2 separate regions of the Homo sapiens genome follow, and region 2 is linked to region 1. Evidence: chromatin loops called from intact Hi-C (ENCODE). Cell type or tissue: CD4-positive, alpha-beta T cell. All regions are shown on one strand.

Region 1 (2,500 bases):
AAATATTCTAATAAATCCAACTATTATGTTTTTATTTAAATTTTTTTCTCTAAATCTGTATTATACAACCCTTACAAAGACAGCTGCAGTATTAGAATAAAATATACTTTTTACATAAAAGAATATAAATATCCTTCTTTAACATGATGATGTAAAATTATATATTTGGATACTTGGATTCACGCTGTTCTCTCTTTCTCTAGTAGTCATTGAAATGTATTGCCATTTATTTCATCAGATAAAAGCAGAAAAAATTCAACTTTTAAATCTAAATAAGTTTCTGTCTGATTTTATTTCAGAGAATTATAAGCCGAATTATCCACTGAGATGTTAAGTAACAATTAAAATAACATCTCTAAATAAATGATGTAGAACAAATATTTTAGATCTAGAGGTTAGGTCAGTTACTTAAAAAGCAGAGAGCGTATGCTATGTTGAACAGTGCAATACAAAGAATATTAGTGAATTCAGAAGGACATTATCTATGTGTTAATAACACTCTATATTTATATGTCCACTCCTCTGGGTTTACATGTTTCAGTTTGATTCACTCTGTTTCTCATTTTCTTTCTTGGATCTCCCAAGGATGAATTCTGTAGCAATGCTCCCAGCACAATGCATCATGGTATCCATTCATCTAGCACTTTCCTAGAGTGCATTCCCTAACAATGAACACAAAGTGTCACTGTGACTACATGCTAATAGTCTAAAACTCCAAAAAACTTTGCCCAAATTTGGAATTCATTTACTTGCAAATGGGTGTTCTATTTGAAACTTCTGTGATTCATTTTCTTTAATTTAATTTGGACATGATTTGACTTTTTATTATTCTTATGTTTATTTCCTGGTCATTCATATACTCTAAGGTGGTGCTTATTTATTTTTTTTTTTTTTTTACTTTTGATGACACCAGAAAGACAAAAAGCAAAAGAACATAGGTTCTAAACACTTTAGTTTTCATGTCTGATGACATGTGAATTAATGTGCATTAAAGACAGAAACTAGTCTGGGGTTGATAATGACCTCACTGCACACATTTCGGGACCACAACACACCACATGCTATCATTGCGCTAGAAAAAGATCTTCTGCTCAGAACAGAATAAGAATGCAAATTCTTAAATACATACAAAAGGCAAATGCCTATATCCAGTGACAACGGAATCCTTGAAAACCTATCATCTTTCTCTGTCCTTAAAACACTGTTCTATATAAAATATCTGCTTGCAAGCAGCATCTGCTTCTGAATGTATTTTCCAGTAGTGTTTAAAACATTTGTTTTTGCTTTATTTTTTCTCTATTTTAATATTAATTTTCTCCATGATTTGGATATGTAAATTTCTAAAGTAAATTATCTCCAAATAGTTGGTATCATTTCAGACCCACAAGCAAGTATTCTCTTCCGAAACTTACTACAGGTGTCCAGCTCATTGAACCAATTATTTTGACCATGGATTAGTGTTTTCTGAAAAACATAAAGGCTAATTATAATATCTGTATTTATGTAGAAAAACTACAAAGAAAACACTGGGGCTTATATTTTAAGCTACTTTATGTGCTGTAACACAAGCCATGCTTGAAGCAATATTTAAACCTGTTCTTGCCTTATTTCTTCATTTATTTATCTGTGACAGTTTTCTTTATACCAATCCCTTTAGACAGTTTTCTCCAGCCTATCACTATCATTTTCTAAATTTATTATTTCCTATGATTGTTTTAATACAGTGTTTTATGGATTCCTATTGAGGTATTAGGTAACAGAAGATATGATCATGTGTTTAATTCATCTTCATCTGCTAGTCAGCATGTGATTTTGTAGAAAAGATACTAATTAATAAACATCTGATGAGACCTCCCCCATCTCTACCTTTGTACCTGTGGGTAAACTATTTAACCTTGACTTATTTATTTTTTGAAAAAATGTTCATCTGCAAGGAACAGTGTAAAAATTAGTGACAACAATAAACCTGTTTTAAAAAGTAACAGTTATTACCACCAAATGTTAAATGCTAAAATATCATTTGTAATGAAATAAGCAGGTAATTTTCAGCATAGCATGTCAGAGAAGCTCTTTTTCTTTCCTATGAATAGTTTAAAATATATACCTGGAGCTTAGTTTGACTTTTCAGGAACCATGTGTGATTTTTTTAGAATGTACTTAAATTTTCAGAGGATTTATAGAAACTCAGTGGCTACTGTTTTAGGTGTGAATTTCTGATGTCTGGGTATATGGTAAATAGAATGTCATAAGAATTTAGATACCTTATTTGGAAGACTGGAATTTTGATTTTTGAGAAGGATGATATATAACTTCATTCCTTTATTCTATAAATATTCATTAACTATTTTTATGTACAAATGTTGTGCTAAGGCCTACAAGCACAAAAACTCAACTTAAGTGCTCTCATAAGCTTATAGATCTGCAAGAAGAAACAAATACATAAGAAAACGCTATAGGTACTGTTGCAGAATCTACAGTAGGACGGTGGGGATATGAGTGT
Region 2 (2,500 bases), 1.2 Mb after region 1:
ATCAACTGTTTAAATTACTAAAGCCAGTGGTAGAAACCCAATATTCATTTAAGTAAGTTTATTAGTCTATGATATAGTTAATTTCTGCCCTCAATCTGGTTAAATGATCAAGCTTTCATTCTTGGATAGAATGCTGATTTAATTCAATTTAGTTAAAAGCTTTATTATGATCATAAAACCGAGAAATAATTTACTTATTTAAAGTGCCACATTCAGCTTTAAAAAGTAGAAAATACAGCCTTCGTGAGTTGTCACTTTTGAGTCTGAAAGTCCATGTAAACCCTGTCCTCCAAGTTTGAAATGGTTTCTTGCTTCCCTTCTATTTTCATCTGCTGAAGAAAAGACGGGGAGGGGAATGAGCAAGGAGGGCAGACAGCTCCTCAAATTTACTAATTGTAATGTTCACGTTGTCAACCAGCTAATGTATATGCAAGATTTAAATCTTAAATTGGTTTTAGTTACAATTTCTAGTTATATAATGTTAGGTATAATAAAAAGGAAATAAACTGTGGTTACAAATGAGTGCTGTTTTGTAATATTAGTCCTGTGAACCTTGGTTTTTATCTTAATTTTGGTTTAACTGGTAATCCTATATATTAATAACATTTTAATAACAAACTTCTCACAGTTTGTTTACAAAAAAGAGTAGCTTAAACATTCATTACTTTCATTGTTATTATACCTTTTAAGAAACCTTAATTAGAAAGGAAAGGATCTAAATATATTGTATTATTTTTAGTATAAATACCTGGTTCTGGGGAATAAAAACATGTTATTTGACACCTTCTAATTATGCAACTCAGAAGTCTTATTTCTCCGTTTATTTCACTTACCACCAGTATCTTCTTTTTAATTTTAATTTTTTAGATTTGAAGCCCTTTCACTGATGTGTTATAAATGCATGGTAACTTAGACACACTGGATGACTTTATTCTTAGCCAGTGGTAGTATATTAGTTAATATAATGTAAATGTATATATTTATATTTAATAGATTTAATATATATTTTACTAAATTTTTACTAAATTGTTTCCACAACTTATATATTTAATGCTTCCTGTTTTACAAATATTGTACCAACATTATAACAGTAAATTTATATTTTTACCTGTATTTCCTGATTTTTTTTTCTGGCAGGCTATAGGCCTAGAGTTTATTTGCTTGATAAGCATAGATTTGTTTGTCATCACTACCATCTAGTGGCTGTTTTTCAAATTGCAACTTGCTATATTTTCCGTGTTTCTTAAATATCTAATAGCTACTGTGGGTAAAAAGGTCCAGAAATAGATTTTATTTTTAGTGTGGTTTAATTATAACTTAAGCATTTCAGGTTATATAACTTGCACAAGTAAAATTACAGTGAATATCAATAAGACTATTTCAATTAAAACCTTTTGGTGGCTTAATTCTTTCCTTCTTTATTTTCAGTGTTTTACCTCACATAACCTAAAAAAAGTTTACACTTAAATTTGGTAAGATAATTGCATATTCTTGTTCAGAAAATGTAAAAGAAGAAATGTTTGTAATAATGCTTTTGCTTCTCAAAATCCTTTTAAAGTGTTACCATAAAATGCCTCAGATACATGCCTAATGTGCATATCTCTGATCTTATTTTTAAGAAATTTTCTAAGAGAATGGAACAGAATTTGGTTATTTGCCAAATACTAGAAATGAAAAGTTTATGGATAATTGACAGTCTATGGAAATGACCTTAAATTTTAGTACTTCAAAATGTAATGGGCTCTTATTTGATCCTGTTTAGAAAACTTTTCTTCTGAGGTTTAGCCATTTGTACCGTGTGTGAATCTTCACATCAGCATGCCATGATAATAAGTAATCACCTGCATTATTATCATTTTAGACTTGAGGGAAACAGAAAGAGAAGGTATTTGTAACCTTAAAATAATTAGAAGGGTGTTTTGAAATGTGAATTCTGATTTGTAAGAAATTGCCAAACTGTCTTCCAAAGTGGCTGTACTATTTTGCATTCCCACCAGCAATGAATGAGAGTTCCTGTTGCTCTGTGTCCTTGCCCGTATTTGGTGTTGATGGTTTTTTTGTGTTGTTCTGTTTTTTGTTTTTTTTTTCAGACATTCTAATAGTTTGGTGATGGTATCTTATTGTGGTTTAATTTTTATTTCCCTAACAATTGATGTTAAGCATCTTTATTCAGTTTATTCTTTTGAGCACCTACCATATACAAGTCAAAAAGTTACAGTTTTTAAAGGGGTTATCTGGACACTACACATCTTGACACATCTTGGAAAACAAAACATTGATGTCTTATTCTGTCCACAAAAAGCTGTTTTTTATATAGCTTTTACATGACATTACATAGCATAAGTAAATTCAGAAAAGGAACATCTAAGAATTGTAATTACAGCTGAGGAAACCCATAAAGTATTTGTCAAGTATTCAATTTTATTGTTTTGTTTACCTTTTTTTTCCTTTTTTTTTTTGAGCCGGAGTCTTGCTCTGTTGCCCACATTCCAGTGCAGTG

The links. A loop is a pair of places that touch in the nucleus more often than their neighbours do. Peaks named below come from ENCODE experiments on the same cell type or tissue, not always from the same donor. Only the 100,000 strongest peaks of a DNase experiment are listed, where the experiment ranks them.
Region 2: it touches region 1 in a loop (12-fold over the local background); 2 of 110 quality-filtered maps call a loop at or near these places.

What each region holds. Positions count from the first base shown.
Region 1 is chr13:78,316,546-78,319,045 of GRCh38, forward strand. All of the region lies in intron 3 of OBI1-AS1 (OBI1 antisense RNA 1), which reads left to right. Among named protein-coding and RNA genes, the nearest start is that of OBI1-AS1, 260 kb to the left of the region's middle. In CD4-positive, alpha-beta T cell, no CTCF peak of the experiment used is centred here; no DNase peak of the experiment used is centred here.
Region 2 is chr13:79,540,436-79,542,935 of GRCh38, forward strand. The region is part of intron 4 of NDFIP2 (Nedd4 family interacting protein 2); the gene reads left to right. Among named protein-coding and RNA genes, the nearest start is that of LINC01068, 25 kb to the right of the region's middle. In CD4-positive, alpha-beta T cell, CTCF peaks have their summits at 1,196 (motif pointing left) and 1,398; a DNase peak (open chromatin) is centred at 1,196.